Linked DNA regions of Homo sapiens: all the other regions are linked to region 1. The links are chromatin loops, found by intact Hi-C in ENCODE. Cell type or tissue: heart left ventricle. All regions are shown on one strand. Region 1 overlaps COL23A1 (collagen type XXIII alpha 1 chain). Region 2 overlaps COL23A1 (collagen type XXIII alpha 1 chain). Region 3 overlaps COL23A1 (collagen type XXIII alpha 1 chain). Region 4 overlaps COL23A1 (collagen type XXIII alpha 1 chain).

Evidence for each region. A loop is a pair of places that touch in the nucleus more often than their neighbours do. Peaks named below come from ENCODE experiments on the same cell type or tissue, not always from the same donor. Only the 100,000 strongest peaks of a DNase experiment are listed, where the experiment ranks them.
Region 2: a loop joins it to region 1, with 4 times the contacts of the local background. A loop is called at or near these places in 46 of 110 quality-filtered maps.
Region 3: it touches region 1 in a loop (3-fold over the local background); 25 of 110 quality-filtered maps call a loop at or near these places.
Region 4: a loop joins it to region 1, with 10 times the contacts of the local background. A loop is called at or near these places in 5 of 110 quality-filtered maps.

The regions. Positions count from the first base shown.
Region 1 is chr5:178,458,305-178,463,304 of GRCh38, forward strand. All of the region lies in intron 2 of COL23A1 (collagen type XXIII alpha 1 chain), which reads right to left. LOC124901148 (a long non-coding RNA gene) reads right to left here. Exons shown (of 2, transcript XR_007059080.1): 1 at 1-5,000. Among named protein-coding and RNA genes, the nearest start is that of COL23A1, 130 kb to the right of the region's middle. In heart left ventricle, CTCF peaks have their summits at 3,000 (motif pointing right) and 3,208; a DNase peak (open chromatin) is centred at 3,007; H3K27ac peaks cover 2,001 bases.
Region 2 is chr5:178,548,809-178,553,808 of GRCh38, forward strand. All of the region lies in intron 2 of COL23A1 (collagen type XXIII alpha 1 chain), which reads right to left. Among named protein-coding and RNA genes, the nearest start is that of COL23A1, 39 kb to the right of the region's middle. In heart left ventricle, a CTCF peak has its summit at 2,474 (motif pointing left); no DNase peak of the experiment used is centred here.
Region 3 is chr5:178,277,240-178,282,239 of GRCh38, forward strand. All of the region lies in intron 5 of COL23A1 (collagen type XXIII alpha 1 chain), which reads right to left. Among named protein-coding and RNA genes, the nearest start is that of PHYKPL, 47 kb to the left of the region's middle. In heart left ventricle, a CTCF peak has its summit at 2,908 (motif pointing right); DNase peaks (open chromatin) are centred at 2,942 and 4,222.
Region 4 is chr5:178,524,613-178,529,612 of GRCh38, forward strand. All of the region lies in intron 2 of COL23A1 (collagen type XXIII alpha 1 chain), which reads right to left. Among named protein-coding and RNA genes, the nearest start is that of COL23A1, 63 kb to the right of the region's middle. RefSeq lists enhancers at 191-1,390, 1,767-2,515. In heart left ventricle, no CTCF peak of the experiment used is centred here; a DNase peak (open chromatin) is centred at 2,949; H3K27ac peaks cover 2,093 bases.

The DNA.
Region 1 (5,000 bases):
GGGTGCAGTTCTCTTTGTAGAAGTATTCCAGATAATAAAGAAAGAAGAGTAACAGAGCCGGGCACGGTGGCTCATGCCTGTAATCCCAGTACTTTGGGAGGCCGGGTGGATCACTTGAGGTCAGGAGTTCGAGACTGGCCTGGCCAACATAGTGAAACTCCGTCTTGACTAAAACTATAAAAATCAGCTGGGCATGGTGGTGCACGCCTATAATTCCAGCTACTCAGGAGGCTGAGTCATGAGAATCACTTGAACCCAGGAGGTGGAGGTTGCAGTGAGCTGAGATTGCATCACTGCACTCCAGCCTGGGCAACACAGCAAGACTCTGTCTCCAAAAAAAAAAACACAAGAAACAAAACAAACAAACAAACAAACAAAAAATAAACAAAACAACGAAGAAGAGTAAAAGGATCAAAATACCATTATTTTACAAATCCTTATAGAATGGATCTGGGCAAGCATGATCAACAGCAGTGAACGTCACAAAAAGGAACACCTTCATTCTGTGCCTCCTGTGGGGCGTGCACCCCACCACTTAATATTCTTACCCCCAAAACCAAACCTGAAGCTCATGCAGCCTGCAGATCTACCCACCAGTTTACAGGAAATACAGGGGCAGAGGAATCTATTAAATGACACCACAGGAAGACAATCATCAAAATCCAGGTGGTGGGAAACTCCAGGACAAGGGACTGAGTTTTCTCAACAAATAAATTGTAAGAAAAAATTAAAGGGAAGGAGGCAAAACCTGTGGGCTAAATCAGACTTCGCAGACTCAAGAACCAATCACAATATGGGAACCTTGACTGGATCCTGATTCAAACCACCAAAGAATCATGAAACAGTTGGGGAACTTGCACATCAACTGGATTGCTATTGGAAATTAAATATTTGTTAATTTTTAATTTGTTTACGTGTAATAAATGGTATTTTGGTGATTTTTTAAAATGCCTTTGACTTTTAAATATTTATACTAAATATTTGCCAAAACAATAAACATGTCTATAATTTGCTTCCAAATTACCCAGGTGGCTAATAGGTGGGAAACAAGATGTTTACATATGAAACAAGAAGAATTGTGATTTAGTAATTGCAGAAACCAGGTGACTGGTATGTGGGGCTCACATCATTCTACTTTCGTACAGTGTTTGAAATTTTTCCATAATAAAAAGGGGGCCCGGGGGCAGTGGCTCACACCTGTAATCTCAGCACTTTGGGAGGCCAAGGCAGGTGGATCACCTGAGGTCAGGAGTTTGAGACCAGCCTGGACAACGTGGTGAAACCTCATTTCTACTAAAAATACAAAACTTAGTCGGGCGTGGTGGCGTGCACCTATAATCCCAGCTACTTGGGAGGCTGAGGCAGGAGAATCGCTTGAACCCAGGAGTTGGAGGTTGCAGTGAGCTGAGATTGTGTCACTGCATTACAGCCTGGGTGACAAAGCAAGATGCTGTCTCAAAAAATTAATATAAAAAGGGTTAGAAGACATTTCAAATAAGATTTTTTTCCCTAAACAATTTAATGACATGGAGAAATGTTCATGATATGGCCAGGATGGAAAAAAGCTACAAAACTAATAGAGAGTGTTCTGTCTTGTTATACGCACACATACAATTTTGAAGCCAAAAGAAGAAAATTCAATACGATGTTAATAACAACTGTTATCTCTTTATGGTGGTATAATGGGTGTTTTTAAAATCTCCTTCTTTATATTTTCTGTTTTCTATTATGTGTATGCCTTAGTTTATAATTATAGAAATAGATTTTTAAAAGCATCGAACCTGGGATTTGTTAGGGAAAGCCCAGCTGTGATGTTCATAGTGTGTTTATTTCTGCTTTTCCTAATCACTTCCAACAGTCTCCTGAACAGCCAAGAACTCAGAGGATTTGCCATGCAGAACCCCCAGATTTTATCAACTAAACAATTCACAGCAGACCTACTACAGAAGCACCTTCCCCAGGCACAGACAGATGGCACCCACAGTTCTTTACCCCAAGGGGAAAATAACCACAAAGAAAAAAGCCCTTGGCAAAGATGAGCATGGCACTGCCCATCCCAGTAGGATGGACCAGCCGTCTAGCCACCGAGACAGGGCAGTGCCAGGTGGGCTGCTGGGATCTGTAAGGAAAGCTCTGTCAAGTGGAGAAAATAATCCTAATAACCTGTTCATCCAAACTGGGAAACATCATCTGGGCTCTCAGAAGAGCTTCTGTGAGAGGGCGAAATAGTAAAAGATGTCCAAATCCTGGTGTGGCTCTCTCCTCTTCTAGACGGGAAAACAGCTTTCAGGTTCCCACTGTTGAGCAGCCTCGGCTTCCCAGATGCTTTCCATGCAGTCTGACAAGTATCCCACCCTAGCTGGCTGCCTTTTGCTTCCAGTGAAAATCCACGGAATCCCTTTGCCCTGCTTTTCTTATCTTATGCCTGTTCCCCTGGCATGCATGGACATTTTTTGGCCTCCACATTTTATAAAAGGTCTTACCAGCCGTATGTTGCTAGGATATATGGACAAAAATAAAAAAACAAGCCCCAGACCATGCTGCCCTGTGGTCTTCAGTCAGTGCGGGAGGGAAGAGAGACACCCAAGATTGCCCCTTCCCCTATTCTATAACATTCAAGTTGTGGGGGTCTCAGCTCATGCCCCCATTTTTTTTAAACGTAAAGAAATAAATAGCATAAACTCCCATGGGAAAGTCGGATGGCAGCCCTTTAAGAGAGCTGCCCTCTAAGGCAGGTTGGGGAACAGAAACAAGCCACTTTACATTTTTGGCAGCAGGACCAGGGGACTTCCACGAAATTGTGCAGAGATGGGAACTGGCTGCAGCCCAGGAGCCGAATTCCTCGTGCTGCTTCGCCCCTCAAGAACAAGTCACTTCTCCCAACCTTGTGGCCACAAGGACTCTCCACAGGAGCATCAGTGTGTGCCCAGGCTGGCCACCGCCACGAGTCCAGCCTGGCCATGTCCTGGTGACCTCTCCTAGCTGTAATGGCTGTTTCCACCACAAGGGGCAGCCGCGGCAAAGACAGGCCCATCACCCACAGGCCTGGAAGAGGAGCTGAGTAGAGTCAGGCCAAGGGACCTGCCATCCCCAGTGCCTCTAGCTTTCTCAAACTGGGCTCTAGCAGTCGCTGGGCCTGGTTAGCCACAGGGAGAGTCCACCCAAGGAGGGCCTATTCGGCATCATGGTGAGCAGGCAATGCCCTCTGAAAGTACAAACCATTTTTTAATAGCTTAGATAACTGTGGGAATGCTTTGAGGGTATTTTAAATGATTTGTCTACTTGGAGAGACCGGAGTAGCCAGCATGCAACAGTCCTTACAAACAGAAGCTCCTGCTGGCTCACGGCCTTGGGCAATTTGCCTCAGTCTCCTCACCTGTAATACAAGGTAGAGAACCATATTCACCTAACAGGGAGTTTGTGAGAGGATAAAATGAAGTCTTGGCAAGCACACAACATGTTCTCCGTACATATTGAGGACACTGGTAGGGTTTTTTATCCTATTCGAAATAACAGGGGTTCAAGACAGCAATGGCATGTTGGAGGAAAATATAGGGGTGCAAATTGGAGAACACAGACAATGAATTCTACACAAGTTCAAGAACAGAAGGAAATGTCAGGGAAGAGGCGGATGAGTTGTGGTACTTCAAGGAGCTGCCGCGAAAGTTCCTGCCCAGGCAATCAGACGGTGCACTGCAAATTGGTTTTGAGTTGGTGAGTTTGCACAGCACTGTGTTCTTGGCACCCAGCACAGCTGCTGGCTCATAGTAGGAGCTTATTAAGCATTTTGGAAGGATGGGAGGAGGGGCTTGTGATATAAGTAGCCATCTACTCAACATTTCCTCTGTGCCATGCATGGTAAACATTTCCACATAATTTAACTCTGGTTTTATTACTGTCATTTCACAGATGACATGGAGTCTCCAAGAGGTTCCCCCCCACCCAGCAATCAGGCCCAATCCCCAACACAGCTTTTAAACAAAAGCAGCTGAGGCATTTACTCTGGTCAGTAATGAAAATTCAACATTCTTCTGTCACTGATGTAACTTATAGGGTGCTTTTCATATTGATTCCTTTTATCTTTGCATTTGAGGCTAAGATAAACCTGTATGCATTTAACTTACTTCAGTCATTTAAAGGAATAAAGAACAAAAGAGAAGAATCTGTATTAAATCAGGCACAACAAGAGGAAGCATTTTTAACAAAACATTATGTTAAGAGCTTCGAGTTTCTATAAATCACCCCCATTGAGTAATCCCCAAATTACTATTGTTGTGCTATTCAGTATCCTCCATCCATAACAGCTGATGAAAATGCACGACCAGGCCAAATACAAAGGTAGAACAATTTTTTAACTTAATTTTGACTCTGCATTACTGAAACAACAAAAACAAAAAAATCAAAACCTTCCGGGATTTAACAAATTTAACTACAAATTACGAGTCAGATCCTCTCAACAATTAGATGCCTGTAGCAAAAGAACGTTTCCCACATCAAATTTCCCAGATTTTTCATTAACAAATGTCCCCATGGTTCCGTCTTCAGAGCTGGAGCCAAAATGGAAACTGGTGTGAAACTTGGTGAAAATTTACGGACAGCAGATGACTGCGGAACGAGGAGGAGAGAAACAGGAAGGCGGCGTTTGCTCTTTATTTGGAATAATTAGCAAAGCAGAACCAGCTGAAGGCTGGCACCATGTACCTTACCCAAAGGTTGCAAGGGCTGGAATGTGCAAAGGCCACGTCAGCAGATGGTTAGGTGCAATTTCACGCCTCACCGCGCAGCGACACAAAGGGAACTATTTTTTTAAGTGCATCTGAACTTCAGCAGCACGGATGGGCTTTTTTGCTCCAAAGATTCCAGTTATCTTGAGAGCTGCATACCCTTAAGCTACAAGCACCGTTTTTACTTCAGGCTAGGTAAGATGCAAGTAAATTAAGGATTTCTTTCTATTCTTTCCAGAAAATAAATAAGCATTTTTGAATTTTAAGTGTTTCAGA
Region 2 (5,000 bases), 91 kb after region 1:
GAATTTTTAAAAATGTCCATCAAGGCTTTTTAATAGCAAAAACAACAAAAACTTAAATAAAAATAAATGTCTATCAGCAGCAGACGAGATGAATAGTAGTATGTTCATACACTGCGATGGCATGCTGCAGTGCTCCATTGTAGAAACGACAGTCACAGGAAATGACTAGACCTGCAAGCATCCATACAAATACTTCTTTTTTTTTGAGATGGAGTCTCGCTCTGTTGCCCAGGCTGGAGTGCAATGGCACGATCTCGGCTCACTGCAACCTCCGCTTCCCAGGTTCAAGCAATTCTCCTGCCTCAGCCCCGAGGAGCTGGGATAACAGGCGCATGCCACCACACCCGGCTAATTTTTGTATTTTTAGTAGAGACGGGGTTTCACCATGTTGGTCAGGCTGGTCTCGAACTCCTGACCTCAGGTTATCCACCCGCCTCGGCCTCCCAAAGTGCTGGGATTACAGGCATGAGCCACCATGCCCGGACCCATACAAATACTTCTTGAAAAAAAAAATGAAGGGATAAAACAGATGAAAAGACACACAAATAACAAGTAGTAGGACAATAAAATATATTGCCATGGTACACATATTTAATAAAATATAATATACAGAAAACATGCAGAAAAAGTATAGCTACCAACTCAAGACATTTGTTGCCTGGCAGAGAATAGGGGAATGGGAGAGGAACTGGTACCTTGGCTCTGTCTAAAACATTTCATTTCTTGGCCAGGCACGATGGCTCATGCCTGTAATCCCATCACTTTGGGAGGCTGAGGTGGGCAGATCACCTGAGGTCAGGAGTTTGAGACCAGCCTGACAAATATGGTGAAACCCTGTCTCTACTAAATACAAAAAATTAGCCAGGCGTGGTGGTGTGCTCCTGTAATCCCAGCTACGTGAGAAGCTGAGGCAGGAGAATCGCTTGAATCCGGGAGGCAGAGGTTGCAGTGAGCCGAGATTGCACCATTGCACTCCAGCCTGGACAACAAGAGCAGAATCCTGTCTCAAAAAACAAAACAAAAACAAAAACAAAAACAATTTCTTTAACAACAAAATAACAAACATGAGAAAATGATGTTATTCATTAAATCTAGATGAAACGGACATCAGTATTATATTCTTCTCTGTACTTTTTTATATATTTGAAACATTCTGTAATGAAAATTAAAATTATTTTTTAATATTAAGTAAAGAAAGGATCTGGTTGGGCAAAAGAATGATCAGATACCTCCATGAGACTCCATTCTTGCTTCTAGCAAATTACCATAATGTGCAAATATATCATTTCTGGAATCTGAAGTGCTCTACTCCCAGGAAACTAGGAAACCTAGCAAGTTGTTTTATCTGTGAGAGCTGATCTGAGTTCACATAACTTCACTTAGTTTTTGCCCAAATATGTAAACTAAAGAAGATTTTTCTGTCTATACAGAAAATTTAACCTTTTAAGCTTAAAATGTTCAAGGAAATGTTTTCTTCTATGGCAAGGTTTTTCAACCTGGGCACTACTAACATTTGGGACCGGATAGTTCTTTGTGGTGGTGGCTGTCCTGGGCTTTGTAGGACACTCAACAGCACCCCTGCCTCTACCTAGTCCATATGCCAGTAGCACCCACAAAGTATGATCAACTACAAATGTCTCCAAATACTGCCATGTGACCTCCTGGGGGCAAAACAGTCCCAGTTGAGAAGCACGGCTTTATGGTTTCTGACTTCAGTGCCAGGCTTATAAAATCTGTTTCTACTGCGTAATTTTAAAAAGTGATGTATCGTATTTTTGTCTAGCCAGCCATGGTTGTATTTTTTACATTTAGATCTTCAATCCATGTGGAATATACCCCGGCATAAGAAGTCAGGTAAGAAGCCAGATAGTATTACTGCACTGAACCTGTCCCCCAGGAAAGGCCGCTACAGCATGTGGGTGAGCTCCTGGCATAGGGGGGCGTGTGATAATGACACCCCACAGAGTAAAAGGCTGCACCTGTCACTCAATAGTTGGCACGGAGTTGGCCAAGCTGGGGTCAAGACAGCTCTGGTCTTGTCTTCCCAGAGTTTCAGGGATTCTCCACTACAATTAAACCTGATGGTGCTCTGTAAGTACTGGGTCAGTGGCAAATGTTCTAGAAATCTGTTTTCTAACAGATAGTCTACCTTTCACAGAATCTTCATCATCTCCCCAAACCAACAGCAAACCGCTTGATTCTGGAACCATCTGGAAAATTCTGAGGGTCTTCCATTTTTGGAGAGAAACACCAGAGCAGGTGGTTAACTTTGTGTGTCACTGCTCTTGGTTTGAACTTTTGTGTGCTTTCTAGTAATTTTAAAATATATATTAATATATTATATGTTATATATTATATTAATATATTTTATATTTATATATTTAAATATATATAAATTATTTTTCTTTTACATTCCTGTTCAATTTCTATAGAATTTAATGAGTATAATGGGCTCCATCTAGTGGTCACAAGAACATCTCCAGATTCCAATGGTCAGCACAGAAACTTCAAGATCTTTATTTATAGGACATGACACATTTTATAATTGATAGACTCAGGTGGTTAAACTATGCTTTAAGAGAAGACTTCTAATTATTTTTTTCCTTTCATCAGTGGGTCTTACAAATTGGTTCTTAAGGTCCACTGCCCAAAACCATGCTTACCATCTTCTCTTCCAAATTGATCCCTCTTTGGGGATTTCCTGTTTCTGCGCAGCTTCCCCTCCCCAAAGGCATGCTGCTTCAGGCTTCTCTGTCTTCTCCTGTGCCCACCCACCCAGTTTGTGAGTTCTGTCCACCACATGACCCAGTGCCTCTCACAGCTGTTCCCGGCTATCAATTCTCATGGCCATTCGACAGGGCGTTATCAACCCTCCTCCCCGTGCCTGGCACCGTGCTGGATTTAGGGGATGCTGCAGTGAACCAGGCAAGCTGTCTCCTGCCCTGAGCACCCCCTCAGGGGCCCCTCTGTTGGAACCAAGTATGATCTAGTCTGTCCTTCATGCTGTTTCCAGAGCCCTCGTCTTAAAGCTAAATTCCACTCAGACACCATCAACTGTGTCCCATGGAATAAAGCCTCAATCTCTCCAGACCCTGGACTCACCCTCCCCTCCCACTGCCACCTTCCAAGCAAACAAGAGTTCCCACCGGTGCTCGGAGCTCCCCTCTGCCTCCACTCAGGATGTCAGTCTCTCAGAATGCATCCCCCATCCCAGGTGGCTAACCTGACAACCAGTCTTCAAAACCTTGCCCAATTATCATCTTCCCCAGGAAGGACCCTCCTCCAACCCAGATCCTCCTGACCCGAAGTGATCTCTCCTTGTAATTTCTGTAGGACTGGTGTTTCCTCAGGGCTCATCCTATTCTCCGCATCTGTTATGGGTCTTGTACCTCTCCTGCCTTCCTCTAACAACTGGGTCTGCAATTGCCTCTAAGAATCTTAGTCAATAGCTCCCCCAGGACCAGCACAAAATAGGGTAGGAGAGACGAATGAATGAATGAATGAATGAACAAATACCTATGCATAGTGAAGCGAGGGAATGGCAACCAGCCTCCAGAGTATTCTCGTGCCCCCCAAAAAATCAGACACACAAATGACCTCCTTTCACTTGGCAGAGTCTGACATACCAAGGTAGCTGCCTTATAGGCCACTCAATTTTGCCATAAACTCAAGTCGACTGAGATTTAATGCTTATAAATATATACGTGTATCATTTTAAAAAATTCTATAAAAAATAATCCCAAAAAGGGTAACAATTTCTTGCATTGAAATCCTATGAGAGGCTGGGCAAGGTGGCTCACCCCTGTAATCCCAGCACTTTGGGAGGGGATCTTTTGAAAGCAGGAGTTCGAGACCTGCCTGGGCAAAAAAGTGAGCTCCTAACTCACCAAAAAAAATTAAAAAAAAAAAAAAAAAAATTTTTTTCAGACAGAGTCTCACTCTGTCGCCAGGCTGGGGTGCAGTGGTGCGATCTTGGCTCACTGCAACCTCTACCTCCCGGGTTCAAGTGATTCTCCTGCCTCAGTCTCCTGAGTAGCTGGGACTACAGGCGCGTGCCACCACACCTGGCTAATTTTTGTATTTTTAGTAGAGGATTTCACCATGTTGGCCAGGATGGTCTTGATCTTCTGACCTTGTGATCCCCCCGCCTTGGCCTCCCAAAGTGCTGGGATTACAGGCGTGAGCCACTGCGCCTGGCCAGGAAAATTTTTTTTAATTAGCCATGGTGGCACACGCCTGTGGTCCCAGCTATTATCCCGGCTGAGGCAGGAGGATCACTTGAGCTCAGGAGTTCAAGGTTGCAGTGAACCGTGACTGCACCACTGCACTTCTGCCTGGCCGACAGAGTGAGATCCTATCTTAAAAAAAAAAAAAAAAAAAGTCCCAAGACAGCGTGTGCCCTTCGCTAGGCTCTTTTCCAGCCAACAAAGGCAGTAAGGCAGTAAACAGGCTGAATATGAGCAACTTTTACCACTTCTGTTCCGCTCTGTGACATTTTCCATAAACTATCAACGAAATGTATCAGGTTCTGTATAACTTCCACATTGTGCTTTCTACGGTCCTAAGTGGAGTTTCACTCCTCTACGCAAACTGCCAAATGTTTTGATGGAGCAGAGGATTTCTGACTTGCATTAAACTCTGGATTATTATTCATTTCTGGAAAATCACCCGACATTGCAAGTACAGTGCCCATCCTTGGAAACCAAGCACAATGTCTCTGCAATATTCTGCAAGGATCCAAAAAGACACAAAAAGAAAACGAAAAGGATGATACCATTCTGGAATGTTCCTGACAATGTCCAGGCAGTTTGAGCCTGGTTAGTAACAAGTGCAAACAGCGTGACGGGCAGAAGCCCAGCTCTGCTCGAGGCCTTCTGGGCACGTGGGTGGCTGATGAGGGTTCACGGCCACACACTTTCCTTTTCTGTTTCTCTCACTCCAGCATCGCCAGCATCTTCATACCCACGTCCTAGAAGAACGTGCCAGTAAAGTCTGCCAAG
Region 3 (5,000 bases), 180 kb before region 1:
CCTGTAGCTCCCGCTACTCAGGAGGCTGAGGCAGGAGGATTGCTTAAACCGTGGAGGTTGAGGCTGCAGTGAGCTATGATGGCACCACTACACTCCGGCCTGGGTGACAGAGCGAGACTTTGTCTCAAACAAACAAAAAAACAAAGAACCCCAAACCAAATGAATTAGTCACATTTAAAAATTGCAACCTTTTACATAAACGTCCAGAGTTTGGGCTTTTCTTGAAAAGCCGGGAGATCTCGCAGACCCTGGTCCACAGGCTCCACCCTTCCCTGTGGTCTCACGCCTAGCCTGCTGCCCATGGCGAGGTGACTCGCCAGCTCTGCAGGGCATCTGATTTGTAACCCTTGGCCTAGAAAGTCTCCCAGGGCCCTTTCAGCTCTATGATGCTGTGAGGCTGTGAAACCGGCTGGCTTCTATTTTGGGGAGAGGACCTGCTCGGTGATGCCTGAGTGTGCTGGAAGTAATTACATGTATGTCCATGTCACACATCATGGCTAGCAGAGGTGGTGTTTACAGCACTGTGCCTTTGAACCGATCCCAAAAATACCTGCTGAAATGACACATTTGCCCATGACTGGTGGGGAGAGACATGATTACCCTGTCAGGTATCAGAAAATACTGTTCCTCATTAAGGTGGCAGAGAGGAAAGAGCTTGACCCCCGTGGGGTGAGGGAGGATGGAGGATGGGACCGGCGGGCCGGGATGTGTCTGACTGAGCTGCCCAGGTCACCAGCTCAGGCACAGAGGGCTGTTCTGGTGGAAGGAAGTCTGGGGGAACACACCATCAGCTCATTTTGGTGCCAGCCGTGGATGGGGTGGAAATCCAGAGTAGGGAGCAGCAGCTGACGGGAAGTGTGACCTTCACAGAAGGGTGACCGCCACAGCGTGGCCAAACTCCACGAGGCAGTCTAGAGGGAGACAGCGTGACCAGGACAGCTCGCAGCACACACTGAAGCTGCAGTCACTCTGCCTCGCCCTGTGGCCCCTGGACCATGCCCAGGCCAAGCTCTGCCCTCCTGCCCCACCCTTGGGGCATGGTTGGTTTCCCAGCCTCCCTGAGAGCTGCCCCCTAGGCTGTGGGGTGGGCCCTCCTTGGTTTCCACAGACAATTGTCACCCACTGGTAAAGAACTGGTTGAAACCCTTAAAAATGCAAAGGATTTTTATAGAATTTGGATTTCCAGCTTCTCTGGAAATGTTGGAAGATGTGGTAGTGATGACTGCATGTGCGGAACTGCACCCCGATGGGGCGGGTGCCCCGATTCACCCCAGGCCCTGCCGTTTTCTCTGCTCTCCTGCGCCCAACCAGCCTCATCTATTTTCTCACTTGCCGGCGGCTGCAAGCGTCAGTGAGCCCGTGAGCCTGCAATTCTAGCTCAGGTCCATCTCTCCAGTCCTCCCACCCTCCTGGGCCAGCCTCCGCCAGGCCCCCTACCTCCTGCCCCACATACCCATCCTTCCTGCACAGTGAAGGAGCAGGGTACATCCTGATGATGAGGTCCTGCCCCGTAGACCTGGGAGTGAGCTGCTGAATTTCCCTGGAGCGCGTTTCCTCCTCTGCAAACTGAGTGTGTTGCGGATGGAATGGCTCCCTGGATCTGGGCTCACAGCAGGCAGCAGGGGAAGGGTGGGTTAATGAGAGCAGCTGTGACGCGCTGGGCCAGCCCTGGGGTAAATGAAGCCAGGGAACAGAGTGGAGCTGAAGCAATGTGGGCCCTTCCCTCCCTATCTAGATGTCACTGGCCCTGACCACAGACCGGCCAGGCAGAAGCCTCATCATCCCCATTTCACAGATGAAGATCTGGAGCTCGGAGAGGCCAGGACACCAGCCCAAAGCTTTGCTCGAGCCCTGTGCCCTGCCTGCTGACTGCCCCTCCTCTGGCTGCTGTAGCACCTGGCACACCCTCACCCACTGCCCTCAGGGCAAAGCTGTACCCCTGGCCTGGCATTCAAGGACAACCTCTTCCTCCTGAGCGCCTCCTTCCAGACTCACGTGTCACCTCTTCTGAGGAGCCTTCTTCAGCTCCCGCCCCCGCCAGTTTCTCACTTATGGACTCACTGCTCTGTCTTCCTGCCACCTCTCCTCCCACAGTGACCAGCCACATGGCTCCAGTGCCCACCACAGATGCCCTTCCTGACCGGAGGATGTGCAGCCTTGGCTCGCACACCCCTGGTGATGTGGAACTCACTGCTCCCCGGGCAGACTGAGGGGTTTGCAAAGATTTTGTTTAAGCCTGGTCCTTCTCAGGCTAGACCCTCCACCTTGCAGCGCCTGGTTCAATTGTGCCCAGAACCTCCACGTGGCTGGGAAGACGAGGCCTCAGGTTCCAGCCCAGGGAGGGCTCTCAGCTTGGGTGGGTGGGGCTGTGGGCCCCTTTGTCCAGCCACCCGGGGTGGAACTCCAGAGTGGACAAGAGATGGCCAATTCCTCAAGGCTGGGTGCTCCAGGGACACAGGCTTCTCACCTCCCCCTACGCCCTTACCATCCCGGCCCATCTTGGGTGCACCCTCTCTGGATGTTCCCCCTGAAACTCCCCACTTATCAGCATCCTCTTCACCTTCTGACTTCGACTCACACCTCCCTTCCTCAAGGCGGTGCCCCTGACCCCCACCAGGCCAGGTCTGGGTAACGGGAGCCCCGCCTCCTAGCCCTGGCCACGAGGCATAGTGAAGCTGGAATTTGTGGGAGTTTTTTGTTCTGTCTGCCACTCAACCACAGGCTCCAAGTGGGGAGGGACCCCTGGATGTGTTTCCTGCTACCGTATCCCAAATGCCGAAGCGCCTCGTACATAACGAGAACACAGTAAATACCCGCTGAATGGATCAACAACGGTGAAGGGAACGATTCTCTGAATGAACGTCCATCCTGCTGGCTCTCGTGCCCGGCCAGGGAACACTAGAGGGCGCGCTTGACCTGCCGAAGGCTGCCTCCAGCCCTGGCGGACTCTTGCGCTGGACTCCCGCCCTCGGGCCACAGCCTGGGCGATCAGCCAGGACGCTGGCCATTGAGGATGCAGGCCCAAAAGGGGCGCCTTCAGCCTCACAGGCTTCCCTGGCTGGCATTGGTAATGGACAGAGCAGTGGGAACGGTCCCTGAACCCAGTCCGTGTGCCCAACTCTGAAGCTCTCCTGCGTCATCTCCTTGGTTCCCCCAATAGCTGAAGGGGCCGAGGCTTGGCGGGGCCAGGGACGTGCCTGAGGCCACATGGACTATAGACCCCTGGGCCCATTCTGTCTCCACTGCATGGGCTGGACATCGTGCCAGCCCTGGGTCCTGGTCGGGGGCAGCTTCATACCAAAATCACTGCTTTCTCTTTAGTCTATTTGCTTCGAAGACCTGGGCTTGGCTCGGTGACTTTGTGCAGGTCTGTGAACATGTTCTTCCATGTGATGGGGCGAGGATGCTGTGGGGCTGGTCTGTTGCCTGGGGAAGTGGGAGGCGGTTCCAGCCAGTGACCACGCTGCAAACATATCACAGGCAAAACAGCAAAGCGCAGGACCAACCCCCTCTGCTGGGCCCCCTACACTGCTGTCCCTGCTAAGTCTCCTCCCAGAGCTAGGTGTGGACAGGAGGTACCTGGGCTGCTGCCAGGAGGATGCAAAAAACTGCAGCAGATACAGGAGGCATCTGGGAGCCGAGGGCGGAGCAGCAGCTCGGGCCCCACTGACCTGGGGTGGCCGCCTCCTGTGAATGGGCTGCCCCACATGGGACACTCACGGGGACACTGGGGACACAGTGCTGGACCAAGACAAGAGGCTGGACTCAAGAGACTTAGGGCCCTGGGGAGAACGGCCAGCATGGTGGCCCTGGTTGCATCTCCCTGAGGTTCCAGTCTGCGTGCCATTATCAGGGACTCCGGAGTCGGCTTTCATCCGGTCTCAGCTTCACTAGAATCTGGGGATTGTGGGGTGGCACTGTAGGGGTCAGACGGAAATGAGATGGAGGATGTTGAAATCTAAAAACAGATGAATTTGGGATATTTCAGATAAATCGTTTAACTGATTACATTTTTATAATCAAAGCTGTTTTTGAACTACAAGAGTGCAAGAGAGCGTGTGAACGTGCGGTGCTCCATGGGCCTTTCTTGTTCACTTGATTAATTCCAAACCGTCCATCCGAGTCCTTCATTTCAAAATTGGTCCCAGGCCGAGGCCCCGTCTCACAGACCACATTTCAGCCCAGAGCTCTCGCAGTCCCCTGGGGCCCCGGCTGTCGCTGCTCCCAGGACTGAGGCCGGAGATGAAGTGCAGTCACCGCTCCCTCGACTCCAGAGGGGCTTGGGCACGGCGCTCCGGGGCCCAGGAGGTGCCGTGCGTGTGGTTTTGGGTGTGCTCAGAGCTGACCTGTGACGCCTGCCAGCCCTCGTTTCTGTTAGTCATTCAGGCTTCACCAGCAAATTAGTGCAACCGCCTCCTACCCGCACCCCTTCCTCCAGTTTCTGCCCTGTAGCCAAGGAGGCCTTTTCTACTTTTTAATAATTAATTGATTGATTTAAAATTTTATTTTTTAAAACAGACGGGGATTCGGCCAGGATTGGCAGCTCATGCCTGTAATCCTAGCACTTTGGGAGGCCGAGGTGGTCAGATTGCCTGAGCTCAGGAGTTTGAGACCAGCCTGTGCAACATGGCAAAACCCTGTGTCTATTAAAAACACAAAAAAATCAGCCAGGCGTGGTGGTGCGTACCTGTAATCCTAGCTACTTGGGAGGCTGAGGCACGAGAATCACTTGAACCCAGGAGGCGAAGGTTACAGTGAGCCGAGATCATGCCACTGCACTCCAGCCTGGGCGACAGAGCAAGACACTGTCTCCAAAAAAAAAAAAAAAAGATGGGGTTTTGCCATATTGCCCAGGCTGAGCATGCCCTGCTCCGTTCAGCTGCTCCTCTGCAGGGACACCCTGCACAGTGATACAGAACTGGACATTTCATTACCAGGGGAAGATTTAGAAATTCTTCCTAATTTCTAATAACGGCTATGACACGGAGGTATGAATGAGG
Region 4 (5,000 bases), 66 kb after region 1:
CTCCCCCATGGACCACCTGGCCACACCTGCCCATTCTCCTGCAGACCTGGCCAACTTCCAGGCCACGCTGACCCGAGGCAGGGCTGGCTCTTGCCCTGCTGCCTGCCTGACGCCTCCTATGCCCCTGAAGCAGGGCCTTCTTTTTTCATAAGGGCCCCTGTCTAGAGCCCTAACAGGCCATGTGGCTCCACAACAGACCCACAGATCACTCACTCACTCACACACTCGCTCACTCACTCACGCAGCAATGCAGTCATTCATTCATTCAACAGCTGTCTGGGAGCCCAGCACTCTGCGGGACTCCATTTACACACGCACCACCCACCTAAACTGCGTAACTCTTTATGCTACGTGTTTTCATTTTAAGATGAAGAAAGAAACTAGGGCAACAAGAGGTTAAATAACTCGGCTAAGCTCACATGGCTGGTAAGAAATGGCGACACAGCGCGCAGACCCCAGGACCCGAAGGCTAAGCTCACATGGCTGGTAAGAAATGGCGACACAGCGCGCAGACCCCAGGACCCGAAGGCTAAGCTCACATGGCTGGTAAGAAATGGCGACACAGCGCGCAGACCCCGGGACCCGAAGGCTAAGCTCACATGGCTGGTAAGAAATGGCGACACAGCGCGCAGACCCCAGGACCCGAAGGCTAAGCTCACATGGCTGGTAAGAAATGGCGACACAGCGCGCAGACCCCAGGACCCGAAGGCTAAGCTCACATGGCTGGTAAGAAATGGCGACACAGCGCGCAGACCCCGGGACCCGAAGGCTAAGCTCACATGGCTGGTAAGAAATGGCGACACAGCGCGCAGACCCCAGGACCCGAAGGCTAAGCTCACATGGCTGGTAAGAAATGGCGACACAGCGCGCAGACCCCGGGACCCGAAGGCTAAGCTCACATGGCTGGTAAGAAATGGCGACACAGCGCGCAGACCCCGGGACCCGAAGGCTAAGCTCACATGGCTGGTAAGAAATGGCGACACAGCGCGCAGACCCCGGGACCCGAAGGCTAAGCTCACATGGCTGGTAAGAAATGGCGACACAGCGCGCAGACCCCAGGACCCGAAGGCTAAGCTCACATGGCTGGTAAGAAATGGCGACACAGCGCGCAGACCCCAGGACCCGAAGGCTTTATCTAAAACACTCAGTGCAAAATGGAAAAAGATAATGTGTCCAAGGCTCATAGGAAAAACTTCATTAACATGAAAAATGAAGATCAGGTAAAATGTATCCACAGGCAAAGCACGGCCTAGGCCAGAAGCACTGGAGAAGAGCCCAAAACTCTTTACACCTCATCAGCTGCCTTAGGAACACAGGCCTGACCTCAAGACCTCCATATACCTCTAGAGGGAAAGCAAACTCATACAAACTTGAAGATGGTAACAGCTTGAGGTAGTCAGCACTGCACAGGCAGGCCCAGCGGAGGCGAGTGTCCTCGGAGTGCTGGGAAGGAAGAAAGCACAAGGGCTGCAGTAACCCAAGAGGGCTTCCTGAAGGAGAGAGGGCAGAGGGCCAGGGAATGAGCAGGAAAGGCATGTGGGAGAGAGTAGGCCCTGGGGTCGACTCCTGTGGGTTTTGCCTTTCCAAAATCCTTCCCATACTTCCAGTAGTACCCTTCTGGCTGCCCCGGGAACTGCCCCTTTGCCTGGATCAGCCCATGTGGGTTTGCAGGGAGCTGACTCTATCCCCTGACCTGGGGGGCCAAGCAAAGCCCCACACCCTCTCAGTTACAGTGACAGGCTCACGGGACATGTAGCTGTGGCTGGACCAGGGAACGTCCTCTATGGGACTCTGCTGGCATGCTGAGCGAGAAGGACATGGGCCTGGTGGGGAAGTGTTTGCCTGAGAATGAGGCCAACACACAGGACTGCAGAACCCAGAGGCGAGCAAGCCCACCAGGAGGGCATCTGCGGCTCCTGAAACCAGTAAACTCCAGAGCCCAGTAAATTCTCTTTGAACTGGCTGAAGCCAGTTTGAGTCATGTTTCTGTCATCTGCAATAAAAAGAGTCTGATGCTGCCGTGGAGCTTCTTGGGGGAAGAGAGGGGCTAGCGAGTCTACAATGGGGTGTTTCCACTGCTGGGCCAAGGATAGAGGGGGTTCAGGCAAGCCACAAAGGACCTGAGCCCCGAATGTGGATTCAAACTCAGACTACAGCCCCCAGTGTTCCCTCAGCCTCACTCCTCTGCTATCCAGACATGGGGCTCCATAAATGGCAGCTGTAAGGGTGAAAGAATGAGTCCATCGCACGCTCCTGCACTCCTGTTTATTCCATTAACTGCCGTATGAAACTGTTCCTATCCTTACTCATTCAAACCGCTGCCTTCCAAAAAGACGGCCTCCTTTGTCCTAGCACCCCAGGGTGCCGTGGTAGGCAGGAGAGGGCCCAGGCCAATTACAGCCAGGACGGGGAGGGGGAAGCTGAGTCCGGAAGCCAAGCCACATCTTGCAGGGCACTTGGTGTTGAAGGGGGTCAAATCCAAGTCAAAAAAGGGGGAAGTTGGACCCCAGAAGTGGAGCCCAGATGGGTGTGGACAAGCAGGGCTCAGGGAGGCAGCAAGGCGGGGGGCCCTCGGTGAGGAGAGTGGGGGACAGCACCAGGCATGCTGGCAGCAAAAGTGCTGGACCTGGGGCTGGTCTGAGCTGACTGACACTCACCCTCGCCCTGAGAGCTCTCCCTTCTGTGCTGGGGTGAAGGAGCCGGGGTCTAGATGTTTCCACACCGTCCCTGCAGCCTCCTGACTTTCTATGTGAAGAGCCTTGGCCTTTTCCATCTGTCTGTCCTGAGATCAGCGGTTGACCCCCTCATCTCTCTTCCCTGGGGCTCTGCCAGCTCCAAGGGGCCTCCAGGCACCCCGCAGCCTTCTAAGAGAACGTCTCCTGCTCAGGTTCTATTTCCAGGAAGCGGCTGGCCCGGGTGGATGGTGTGTCCCAAGCTTGCCTGGGCACAGCACCACGTACAAACTGTCCTCATGACTCGGTTACCAACGAGGGGCCAGGGGAGGGGTGGCCTCTGCCAAGACCTGGAGACAACTGCACATCCCCAGTGGGGCACAACCTCAGTCAGCCCTGAGTGCATGCTGTGTGTGCTCCCGGGGACCCCACTGCCTTCCACTACAAGCTGCCACTCAGACGCCCCTGCCCACGCCCCTGCCAGGCTCCCTGCAGCCTGGATACTGGAAACCTGGCGGAAGCCTGATGGGCTTGGCCCCAGGCAAATGCAGCGTCTTGTTCCTCAGATACAGCCCGAAATGGAAAATGCCAAGATAAAACCTTTCCAGGATTTCTTGGCATGAAATAGCTCCCCACATTCACACACACAAAAGGATGACTTAAGTGTACATGAATCAGAAACACCTGGACACTTTTCTTAAAATAAAACCGAATTTCACATTCAAGGGGAAGGCCTAGAACACATTTGGCATTTTGGCAAATACCGGGGCTTTTGGCTGTGACATCTGTGCACCTCAGATGCGGTTCCTGCTCCCTGGGCACTGGGACTGCCCCAGTCCCCGCCTCTGGCCTCCTGCCACCTGTTCTACCCCTCAGCTTGCTCACCTCCTGGAAACCCTTGCCCCTCACCTGTGACAAGTCCTGGCTTAAATATTAGCCCTCATTAAAGCTCTTCCTCACCTAAGCCCACTCACGATCACTCATTCACCCTTTCACCATCTCACACACTCCCTACAGGGGAGACCTGTGGTGGTTTCTGCTGTCTCCGCTGCCCCCTTTTCTGCTAATGACAGCCTCATTTTTCTCCCTGCCTTCCCTCATCCCAGGTCACAGGTTTCAGTGGGACTGACCCCACTCCCCACTCGCTTCAGGGATGGGCACACATCTCTGGGCTGGTCTTCACTCCCTGGCCACAGTGATGAGTTCCAAGATGAGCAAGTGACTTGCACTCATTAAATGTGAGTCAAGGCCGGGCGCAGTGGCTCACGCCTGTAATCCCAGCACTTTGGGAGGCCGAGGCGGGTGGGTCACAAGGTCAGAGTTTGAGACCAGCCTGACCAACATGGAGAAACCCCATCTCTACTAAAAATACAAAATTAGCAGGGCATAGTGGCACGTGCCTGTAATCCCAGATACTCGGGAGGTTGAGGCAGGAGAATTGCCTGAACCCAGGAGGCGGAGGTTCCGACGCGCTGAGATCGCGCCATTGCACTCCAGCCTGGGCAACAAGAGTGAAACTCCATCTCAATAAAACAAGTGAGTCCATCCCTCAATGCTTGCACTTCTCCCGAAATGAAGGGAAGAGGTGTTTTGTGTCCACTGGGATTTCTGATCCCAGAGTTCTTGGCAGCTGTCTTGCCACTGCTTAGAGACGGTGTATCAGTTACCTATCACCTCAAAACAACATGACCCAAAATTCAGTGGCCTAAAGCATCAATGTATTGTTTCTCAGGATTCTATGGCCTCGCAGGGCTGGGCGGTTCTGCTCCGCAGAGCTACGGCTGAGGTCCCTCGCGGCTGTTCTCCTTAGGGAGTTATCTAAGATGTCTGGAATGTCTGATATGGCCTTGTCGTCCAAGGACTCTCTCCATGTGGCGTCTCTTCAGCCGACAGTCTAGCCCTGGGCTTCTTTACGTCTGGGTGGCTGGATTCCGTGAGGATGTGTTGCAAGAGGACAACCATAATGAGCAAGCGGCTCCTCCAGCCTCTACTTGTATCACACTTGCTAGTGTCCAGTTGGCCCAGACAAATCACAGTGAAGCCCAGAGTCAGTGTGGGAGGGAACTGCACGTGGCGTGAAGCCCAGAGTCAGTGTGGGAGGGAACTGCACGTGGCGTGACCATCAGACGCCTGGTTTCTTGGGGCCCCAAGTGCAACTGTGTAACACTGAGGTGCAGGGAGGAATCTCCCTTCAGTCCTGGCACCCAGTGATGCCTGAAGTGAGAAATCTACCCGTGGCCTTTCTAGTTACATAAACCAAAATCAAACAAACAAAATTCATTTTTTTGCTTTATTTTGTCATGCCACTCAGAGTTAAGTTTCTGTCAC